Linked DNA regions of Homo sapiens: region 1 is linked to region 2. A link is a contact called in ENCODE Hi-C or POLR2A ChIA-PET data. All regions are on one chromosome and are shown on one strand. The core of a region is the stretch at or near the end of the contact, and the rest is flanking DNA. Distances in the headings are between cores, read along the strand shown. Region 1 holds the start of PPARD (peroxisome proliferator activated receptor delta). Region 2 has its middle 12 kb from the start of TULP1.

Region 1 (5,265 bases), core at 2,766-5,265, 180 kb after region 2:
TCTGACACCCTGGAATCCAGCTGTTGCAAGCAGCTCCTCACCCTGGCTCCAACGGCAGAGAAAAATGTGCATGGACACCAAACCATCTCCAAGAAGCAGCCATTAGGTAATCTGGGACATGGCATTGACAATGGCACCGGGCACAGGGCTTCTGACATCATATAAGCAAGGGCCTGGCAGAACGGACAAAGCCCACAGAGACCTGGGTAGGGAGGAAGAGAATGTTTCCAGTGTGGGCAATGCTGAGCAGTAAAGCTGTGTCCTGCAATTTCCAAGCCCTTCAGAGGCACTGGAGCAAGGCACCACTGTTCAGCTTCCCAGCCTGCAGAGAGCACTCAGGGAGGTGGGCCTCAGGGACAGGATATAGCTGAAGCCCTTAGAAGTGACAGGTCCAGGCTGGTTGTGGTGGCTCACGCCTGTAATCCCAGCACTTTGGGAGGCTGAGGCGGGCAGATCACGAGGTCAGGAAATCGAGACCATCTCGACTAACACGGTGAAACCCTGTCTCTACTAAAACTACAAAAAAAAATGAGCCAGGCGTGGTGGCGGGCGCCTGTAGTCCCAGCTACTCAGGAGGCTGAGGCAGAAGAATGGCGTGAACCTGGGAGATGGAGCTTGCAGTGAGCCAAGATCGCACCACTGCACTCCAGCCTGGGCGACAGAGCGAGACTCCATCTCAAAAAAAAAAAAAAAAAAAACGAAAAAAAAGTGACAGGTCCAACTCCTGAGAGAGAGGAGCTGCACTATCCCAGGATGTGCCAGAATCTGCAGGCCCTGAAGACAGCTTGCACAACAGTCAGGACAGCTGTAGGCCCAAAGCAGAGGCCTAATGGCTTCCCAGGCTAGTGCTCTACACTGTCTATCCTCTTACCAGGCCCTAAGGGAAGGCGTCTAAGGGACCACAGGTCGGGTTGAAAGGCTGAGTAGGAGCAATTCTTCCTGAATGGGTTAAGGCATATATCACACAAGAAGGCCATGGTGAAGAGGCAAGGAGAAAGGCACCTGAACGAGCAGTCAGTGTAATCTCAGTGCTCTGAGAGGCCAAGGTGAGGAGGACTGCTTGAGGCCAGGAGTTCGAGACATTGTGAGAGCCTGTCTTTACAAAAAAATTGTTTTTTAATTAGCTGAGTGTGGTGGTGTGCACCTGTAGTCCCCGCTACTCTGGAGGCTGAAGCAGGAAGATCCCTTGAGCCCAGGAGTTCGAGGTTACAGTGCACTATGATAGCACCACTGCACTCCAGCCTGGGCAATAGAACAAAACCTTGTGTCAGAAAAGAAAGAAGGAAAGAAAATCCAGACCCAGACTCTGCAAAAATCACTGAATGGGGAAGGAATTTGGTAATTGACAATCATGACTACCTTCTCAGAAAATGAGAGTGGACAAACTGCAAGAAGCTATCCATCTAGGGCTGCTGGTGCCCAAGCTGCTCCACAAGGACTGGCCTTGACCTGTTCTCAAATCTCTCACCTGCCACCACAGCAGAGAGCACTACTAAGGGGTAAGCACGGCCAGAAGTAACAAACTGCTCAAAAGAGTAAGGAGGAGTCCTTGAAAGCCAGAGACTAGACTAAAAATCTGTCCAACACTTGACCTCTACCTCTTTAGAATGATCCACTAAAACCCTGGAGAGATGCTATTCACAGGAACAAGGAAAACCCTCTGGTCCAGTCTACCCAAATCTTTGCAAGTGCTGCAAAGGGGGTCTGGGGGTCAGTGGAGAAGGGACTGGCTCAACAACAGGCCATCCACAATCCTATTGCTTTCACAGAAAACAGTGTACAAGAGGATTACAAAACTTTAAAGTCTGGTCAAGCTGGTTCCTTTGGCTCTCCACCGCAGCTCCTAAAGGTTGCCAACTCCCATGTCCAATCTGGCTCAAAGACAGCACAATCATCAAAAGAGGAGCCCCTAGAAACCTGGGGCCAGGTGAAACAATGAGCCTTCATTTCTAAACATGAGAGTGGGTCACGCTTTCAGAATCCTCCAAGATCAGACTGGGTAGAAACAAAGGATATGTTATTTCTTGAATACTTCTTTAGAGAACCAACGCCAAATAAAGGAGCTCAAACTGAAGGATATGACGAGAATCTTCTGCTTGGTAAGGTTAAACATCCAGACACACATGGAAGGTGGTGGGCTCTCAAGCCCCAGAGAAGATGATCTATGTGACTGGAAGCAGATGTGTCTGCTCAAGTTCCTGACAAGGTCTAACTACTGCAGCCCCACAGCCCACCAGGGTAGTTATCAATCTGATACCTCATACTATGCCTGGGCAAAGGGAACAGAGCTCTGGGATTGCCGTTCCTCCTGGATACAGAGGAAATTAAGCTCCCAGGGAAAAAGAGGGACAATTTGGATTCCCTAGATTCAGAAAAGAACAAAGAAAAAAGAGGGAGAAGAGACTCCAAGAGAACATGTTCAGTGACCAACATCAGAGGCACATTCAGTTGGCCAAAGATTGTCAAAGAGATATGAGAGAAAATCAGCAGCTGTTTCAAGCCACCAATAATAAAAGGGGACAGATGCCCGCCAGCCCCAGGGCTATCAGGCCAGCAATCTATTTCAAAACTCAAACGGGAAAAAAAAAAGTTCTGGAGCCAGTACACAGAAAAAAGGTTGAGGACCACAAGTATTTTCTGGAGCACAGCTTCTGGAGAATTCTCTTAGTCCTTTCGGATGGAGCACAGGGTGGAGGGTGGGAGTGAGGGCAGAGAGAGGCTGGGGTATCATGGTATAAGTGTATTCCACACATCCAGAGTGGAAAGACACAAAACCCCGGTTCCTGGAAGGGGAAAAGAATTGGACAAAGCCTCCGGCTACCCGTGGCACACATCCAGCTCAGCGCCGTCTCCCCCAAGGGTTCCTGGAAGTCAACAGCCCCATAAAGGGGAAGTATTAAAGCTGAGATAAGAAGAATGGCCTACAAATTGGACATCATCTCTGATGCAACACCCACGTACATTCTCCCACACAATCTGTTATTTCCTTTAGTCAATCAGCCTCTTAATTCGATCAAGGTCTGAACACCTCCACCCCCACCCCATGGTTATGTCAACTGCAGGTCAAGTGAAAGTAGAGTAGAGTGTGGAGCTAAGGCTTCTCCCTGAAGCAGGGGAAAGGAACAGGGAGAGAAAAGGAGGTGGGCGACAGGAATGTAGGGGACAGAATTGATACGAAGGAAATCGGAAAAAGGAGCAAAAACAGGGCCTCTCAGGGAACCAAGGTGAGAGTCTTAGGGAGACAGGGACTGCAGGCACGGAGTTGGAAAAAGCCTAGGAACACCCTGGGGAAGAGGATGGGGACCCATAATACTAGGAGGGATCAGACCACAGATAAGAAGGGGACAGGGATGGGGAGAGAGAGTAAAGCCTGAGAGAGCAAGGATGGGAGGATGAAGGCAGGAGACAAGGATAACGAGGGGGACAGAGGAAAAGATCCCAGAGAAGACTCTCGCTAGATAGGGCAGTGGATTCAGGAACACCAGAAACGGGTGAAGGAAGAGGTCAGAGGCAGGGGAGGGGAATGGGAGAGGCCCCCGGGCCTGAGACGGGGTTCTCACAAGTGGGAGAAGACGAAGCCACCAGGCCCAAGAGGGGGCAAAGAGTAGGGTGGAAGGAGGCCCGTATTTCGGACTCACTCAAGCAGCTATGGGGGTCCAAGGGCGGGGGGGCGCAGGGTCAGCGGGGCGCCTACATGGCAACGCACGACGGCTGACCGGAGCGGGCCGGAGCATCAGGAAGCCGCCGTGACGCTGTCCGCGGACCCCGGCAGCTCCCCGCACCCCGTTCCCCGCCGCCGGGCCTTGCGCCCCAGTCCCGCTGGCCGCCTCGGCCCAGGCCCGGCGCTTCCCTCCGCCACTTGCCTGACCGCTTCTCTCGTCTCGGACTGACCTGTCCCGGCTGCCTACGGCGCCACCGCCGCCGTCCCGCAGGCTCCGCAGAATTCTCCCGCTCCTGCCAAAACTTTTCCCATTAATCCCCAGGTCCGCGGCGGCCGCAGCGTCACACGCTCCGCGGCCCGGCCCCGCCCCCGCCAGCGAGACGTCACCGCGCTGCTCGGCCTTTCCCTCCCCACGCCCCCTTCCGCCCGGCGGCGGCCAATCACCACGCCTCCTGGAGACTCCCCTAATTCTGCCTCTCCGCCCACCGCACGCTGCCCCGGGCCAGCCTGTGGCGCCCTCTGGTGCGGGATGCGGACGTAGCAGCTAAGGGAGGAGCAGGGGAGCGCCAGGTCCAGTAGAACAAGTCCAGCAAGTGACACAAGAGGGAATTTAAAGCTGGAAGGGAATTTCTAGGTCATCTAGTGCAACCTCCTCATCTTCCAGTGAAGAAACTTAGTCCTAGAAAAGGTACGTGACTTGCAGTGACAAGTCTGGAGAGACTCTTAACCCAGTGCTAGGTCCACTGGAGGAGATCATATCGCCTATAATTTTCAAAAAAGGGCTTTCCGCCTTCAAGAGGCTTCTACAACTGGAAATTTACGGTCTTAGAGTTCTTAACCTTTCTTCCCATGTGCTTATGCAATACGCTTATTCACCTAAAATAGGGGACATCCTCCTTATTGTTGTAGAAAATTCTGTTCTTATTAATCCACATCTTTAAGACCTGGAAGGGACCTATTATCCCAACCTACCGCTTAAGATGTACCACAGGAAACTACCTAGCAGCTGGGAGGCAATCTGGTGGAAGAAGTTGGCTTTCATCTGACGATGAACAAAGCTTGACTCTCAGGTATATGACCAATGCCTCCCCTCCATCATCATTAAAGATGACCCCTCCCCTCTCCTTCGGCCACACCTTCCGTAGGCCGCAAGCTCCTTAGGCCACACCTAGCTATCTGGATGAGTGATTTTTTTTTTTTTTTTTTTTTTTGAGACACAGTTTCACTCTGTCGCCCCTGCTGGAGTGCAGTTGCGCAATCTCAGCCCGCTGCAACCTCCGCCTCCCGGGTTCAAGCGATTATCCTGCCTCAACCTCCCAAGTAGCTGGGATTACAGGCATGCGCCACACGCCCAGCTAATTATTGTAATTTTAGTAGAGACAGGGTTTTGCCATGTTGCCCAGGCTGGTCTTGAACTCCTGGACTCAAGTTATCCTCCCACCTTAGCCTCCCAAAGTGCTGGAATTACAGGCGTGAGCCACCGTGCCTGGCAGGGATGAGTGATTTTTTCCCCCTTCTTTCTGCTTCTCTTTTTCTTTTTCTTTTTTTTCCCCTACTTTTTGAAATGCTTGTGCATTATATTTGTAACTTAGATGTCAACCTCC
Region 2 (5,778 bases), core at 3,109-5,608:
GCCTAAGGTAATTAAAAAGCCATTTCCTTTAAAGTCAAAAGATTTTAAAATGATTCATATACATATACATAGTCAAAGCCACACTAATAAAAATCCCCTTTCCTTTCTCTTTTCTTCCTTCCTAAAGCAACTCTGTGCGATTCATTTCAATCTCTATCTCCCACCAGAAAAACTCTCCTCTTCCAAACCCACCTCAACTTAGCCACTTTCCCAATATGGGATGATTAGTCTTTTTTTTTGTTTTGAGACAAGTGGTTCAATCACGGCCCATTGCAGCCTTGACCTCCTGGGCTCAAGTGATCCTCCCATCTCAGCCCCTCCAGTAGCTGGGACTACAGGCATGTGCCACCACCGCCAGCTAATTTTTGTATTTTTTGTAGAGACGAGGTTTGTTTCTCCATGTTACCCAGGTTGGTCTCGAACTCCTGAGCTCAAGGAATCCACTCGCCTTGGCCTTCCAAAGTGCTGGAGTTACAGGCATGAGCCATGGTGCCTGGCCCTGAATCAGTCTTAAGAAGGAGGTGAGATGGCGGAGAAATTATGGGGCTCTAGTGGGCCAGGGTGGGAGAAATCTGCCCAGCTTCTCCTTGACCATTTTTGTCCTATCACAAGGGGAGTGACCTAGGAGCCACCTAATACCAGCAGGTGGAGCAGCAAAACAGCCCTGAGTCAGCTGGACGCAGTGGCTCACGCCTGTAATCCCATCACTTTGGGAGGCAGAGGCAGGTTGATCAGGAGGTCAGGAGATCAAGACCATCCTGGCTAACATGGTGAAACCTCGCCTCTACTAAAAATACAAAAAATTAGCCGGGCATGGTGGCGGGCACCTGTAGTCCCAGCTACTTGGGAGGCTGAGGCAGGAGAATCACTTGAACCTGGGGGATGGAGGTTGCAGTGAGCCGAGATCGTGCCACTGCACTCCAGCCTGGGTGATAGAGCCAGACTCCGTCTCAAAAACAAACAAACAAACAAACGAAAATGGCCCTGAGTCTAAATGAACAGCAGGGGTTTTATTTAAGTGCTCCCCATCACCATCCCTCTGCCCTAAGAGCCTCCCTGTGAAAACCCGGAACTTCTGCTGAATAAGGAGGAACAGTCAAAGCAAGAGCCGTCTCCTCCTTCAATCATAGCCCTAGTAGTTTTTGTTTTGTTGTGTTTGTTTATTTGTTTGAGACAGAGTCTCACTTTGTCGCCCAGGCTCCATGCAGTGGCATGATCTCGGCTCACTGCAACCTCCACCTCCTGGGTTCAAGTGATTCTCCTGCCTCAGCCTCCTGAGTAGCTGGGACTACAGGTGCCCGCCACCATGCCCGGCTAATTTTTGTATTTTTAGTAGAGATGGGGTTTCATCATGTTGGCCAGGCTGGTCTTGAACTCCTGGCTTCAGGTAATGCGCCTGCCTCAACCTCCCAAAGTGCTGGGATTATAGGCGTGAGCCACCGTGCTCGGCCAACTTAGCAGTTTTATTGACTTATTTTAACAATAACCATGGATTTGTTTTCTTCAGTATATTATAAATTGGATACTAACATTTTGGGGAAAATCATTCTGAGGCTGTCAAGGACAGTAGCAAATTCTGGACATTCTACTTTAGATCTAATAAATATTCACATAAATTTAAACAACAATGAAGAACTATCAGCCGGGCGTGGTGGTTCACGCCTGTAATCCCAGAACTTTGGACCACAGAGGTGGGAGGATTGCTTGAGCCCAGGAGTTTGAGACCAGCCTGGGCAACTCAACGGGACATAGTCTCTAAAATAAATAAATAAATAAATAAATAAATTTAGTCAGTAGTGGTGGCAGGAAGCTGCAGTGAGCCATGATCATGGAGCCACTACACTCCAGCCTGAGCAACAGAGTGAGACCATCTCACTAAAAAAAAAAAAAAAAAAAAGATAAAGAAAATCAGGGCCAGGCGTGGTAGCTCATGCCTGTAATCCCAGCACTTTGGGAGGCCCAGGCAGGTGGATCACCCGAGGTCAGGAGTTTGAGACCAGCCTGGCCAACATGGCGAAACCCCGTCTCTACTAAAGAAGTACAAAAATTAGCCAGGTGTGGTGGCGGGCACCTGTAATCTCAGCTACTCAGCAGGCTGAGGCAGGAGAATCGCTTGAACCTAGGAGGCGGAAGTTGCAGTGAGCTGAGATTGCACCACTGCACTCCAGCCTGGGCGACAGAGCAAGACTCCATCTCAAAAAAAAAAAAAAAAAAATCAGACTGGGCGCAGATTGTCTCGTGTGTGTGTGTGTGTGTGTGTGTGTGTGTGTGTGTGTGTGTATTCTGGGGGTGCACTGCCCTCTGCTCTGGGTGTATATGTGTGATAAAATATGCATGACATAAAATTTACCATCTTAACCATTTTTTTTTGTAGGGGCGGGGTGTCTCACCATGTTACCAGGCTGGTCTTGACCACTCATGGCCTCAAGTGATCCTCTTGCCTTGGCCTCCCAAAGTGCTAGAATTACAGGTATGAACCACTGGGCCCAACCCATTTTAACCATTTTTCAATGTAACATTCACATTGTTGTGCAACCATCACCACCATCCATCTCCAGAATTCTTTCATCTTGCAAAACTGAAACTTTGTGTCCATTAAACAGTAACTTACCATTCCCCCTACCTCAGCCCCTGGCAACCACCATTCTTTCTGTCTCTATGAATTTGACTACTTTAAATACCTCCCATAAGTGGAATCATACAGTATTTGTCTTTTTGTGTCTGGCTTACTTCACTTAGCATAATGTCCTCCAGGTTCCTCCATCTGTAGCTGTGTCAGAATGTCCTTCCTTTTTCAGGCTGAATAATGTTCCACTGTATGGGTACACCACATTTTGTTCATCCATTCATCAGACGATGGACACTACTGTTGCTTCCACATTTCAGCTACTGCAAATAATGCTGCTAAGGACATGAATGTACAAGTATCTCTTCGAGACCCTGCTTTCATATTTTTTTTTTTTTGAGATAGAGTCTCGCTCTGTCGCCCAGGCTGGAGTGCAGTGGCACGATCTCAGCTCACTGCAACCTCCGCCTCCCGGGTTCATGCCATTCTCCTGCCTCAGCCTCCCGAGTAGCTGGGACTACAGGCGCCCGCCACAACGCCCGGCTAATTTTTTTGTATTTTTTTTAGTACAGACGGGGTTTCACCGTGTTAACCAGGATGGTCTCGATTTCCTGACCTCGTGATCTGCCTGCCTCGGCCTCCCAAAGTGCTGGGATTACAGGCGTGAGCCATCGCGCCTGGCCGAGACCCTGCTTTCATTTGAGCATAAACCCAGAATTGAGATTGCTGGGTCATTTGGTAGAGGGTCTCGTCTTTGTGGGGAGTGGCCTGGCTTCTGGACTAGAGGGTGTGAGGAGCTTCGATAGGAGCTTAGAGGGGATTCACTGTGTGACTGTGGGCAGGTCACTTTCCTCTCTGGAAACAGATCCTTATTTCTAAAACAGGTGCTCTTGTGGTTTTTGTTGTTGTTGTTTGGGTTTTGTTTTGTTTTTTTGAGACAGAGTCTCACTCTGTCGCCCAGGCTGGAGTGCAGTGGCACGATCTCAGCTTACGGCAAACTCCACCTGCTGGGTTCAAGCAATTGTCCTGCCTCGGCCTCCCGAATAGCTGGGATTACAGGCGCCCGCCACCATGCTCAGCTAATTTTTGTATTTTTAGTAGAGATGGGGTTTCATCATGTTGGCCAGGCTGGTCTCAAACTCCCGACCTCAAGTGATCCGCCTGCCTCGGCCTCCCACTGTTGGGATTACAGGTGTGAGCCACCACCCCCGGCCTTTAACTTTTTCTTTAAATTGAGACAGGCTCTCACTATGTGCTCAGGCTAATCTTGAACTCCTGGCCTCAAGTGATCCTCCCTCCTTGGCCTCCCAAAGTGCTGGGATCACAGGCGTGAGCCACCGCGCCCGGCCAGGTGCTCTTAACCACACACATTCTCAGGCCTCTTTTCCCAGGAGATTCTAATTCAATATCTGGCCTGTGGCCCAGGATATTTTTCTTCTTTTTTTTAAGAGCCTTGGATGATTTTTATCATCAGACAGGTTTAGGAACCGCGGGACTTGACGCTTTCCCTTGCAGCTCTGACTGCTGTTGACTCCGTGGTCAGGAAGCGGATGTGGAGTTCACATCCTAGTTGCCAGCACCACCTCAGTTTCTTCACCCGCTAAAGGAGGGCAGTGGCGCTACCACAGGACTGTGGCACGAAGTCAATGGAAATGAAAGAAAATATGTACCTAGTACTAAAACCAAACCAAACCAAAACCAAGTCCTGTAACATGCCTGGTATTCCCAGTTATCCTCACCTTCCGCGGGGCCGGTGTCCTCCCCGGTGGGTGTGTTCGTGTCGCCACCTGGTGGTAAGGCTAAGTCAGTGCACCCTCCCCGCCCTCCCACTCCAAGCCTGGGCTGGCCCCCGTCAGAAGCCTTAAGCTCCCGGAAGAGCTGAAAGCCCACGGTGGGAGGGCCTGGGGTTCGGGGGTCCCAACACATTCCACAGACCCATTCCAGCGATGATGAGTCGTTGCCTCCGCTCTGCCAGCCTAGTCTGTCCTGCCCCCTCCTTACTAGTAAAGATGGAGCCTACGTGCTAGAGTCCTTGCAGACACTGTCTCATTCCACCCTCACAACCCCTTTGTACGGTAGAGGGACTTACCCCTTTTTCACAGCTGAGGACATTGAGGCTCAGTGAAATTAAGTGACTGGCGCAGAGTCACACAGCTTGAAATGACGGAGCCAAGTCTCAAGCCCAGGTGGGTTTTAACCCACAACTATTTCCAATAAGCCACAAGGCCTCTACCCTGGTAGTTCCCCGCTTTGGCTGGACATTGAATTCACCTGGGGATCCTTGACGAATGCTGACGCCTGGGCCCTACACCAGGGGTTCTGATGAACCAGTCTAGGGCGCTGTAAGGCTCAGGAGGGATCCTGATGGGCAGCCAGAGTGACAGCCACTGCTCTGAACTCGCCCATTCTGTTTCGGGGCTCTTCCCTCTGCTCTGGGGGTGCTAGCCAAGTGTTTGGCTCCGGGGACTCACAAATATGCAGCTGCAGCAGAGGGCGTGCACCTCGGGACAGCCTCCAGCCTGCAGCAGGGGCTCTGATCCTCCTGCCCCTAGCGTGGGGTGGGGTGGCTCCAGAGCGGCTCTGGAGGGAGGCTTTGCTGGGTACTGACCTTCAGCAAGTGACTGCACATTTCCGTGAAGTTTCCTCCAATGTAAAACAGGTGTGAAAACTGTAAATCATGTAAAATTGTCGAGTTTTTTTTTTCTTTTTTTGTTTGAGTCAGGGTCTTGCTTTATTGACTAGACTGGAGTGCAGTGGTGTGATCGTAGCTCACTGCAGCCTTGAACTCCCGGCCTCAAGCAGTTCTCTTGCCTCAGCCTCCCAAAGTGCTGGGATTACAGGCGTGAGCCACCCTGCAGGGCCTAATTGTTGAGTATTAAACGAGCTAATACAGCAGATAAAGCACTTAGAGCAGTGCCTGGAACCCAGCAAGCTCTCAATGAATACAGCTACTGCTACTGCTAATAGTAGTATCACTACTCCATCAGTCGCACCCCGTTTGGACTACTCGCCAATTATCAAGAGAACTGCTCTTTTCTGTTCTAGAAAGATCACTGTCCCATAGGGAGGGGCTAGCCATCAAAGAGAGCGGGCACAGAGGCAGGCACAGGATCCAGCCGGTAATCCGAGTTTCCCACCACTGGACTCAACCGACTGAGCCAGGGTAAGCAAGCAGGGCAGTCAGGCCCCTCTTGGGGGGACTGGCATGGACA

What was found. Hi-C counts contacts between places; a loop is a spot of excess contacts on that map. ChIA-PET counts read pairs that join two places held with the same protein, here RNA polymerase II (POLR2A). Pooled maps may share reads with other maps.
Region 1: a pooled map shows a loop between it and region 2 (4-fold over the local background). The contact joins the promoter of PPARD here to the enhancer-like site in region 2. A Hi-C loop is called at or near these places in 6 of 50 pooled maps. POLR2A ChIA-PET finds 5 or more read pairs at or near these places in 6 of 52 experiments (GM12878, H1, HEK293 and 3 more).

Annotation. Positions count from the first base shown.
Region 1 is chr6:35,341,308-35,346,572 of GRCh38, reverse strand. PPARD (peroxisome proliferator activated receptor delta) reads right to left here and starts at 4,015. Exons shown (of 8, transcript NM_006238.5): 1 at 3,892-4,015. RefSeq lists silencers at 3,554-3,603, 3,634-3,773, 3,954-4,163.
Region 2 is chr6:35,521,576-35,527,353 of GRCh38, reverse strand. No RefSeq gene overlaps it. Among named protein-coding and RNA genes, the nearest start is that of TULP1, 12 kb to the right of the region's middle. Within about 2 kb of position 4,358, at least 5 of the 41 ENCODE cell types and tissues checked have a DNase peak (open chromatin) inside an H3K27ac peak, as active enhancers do.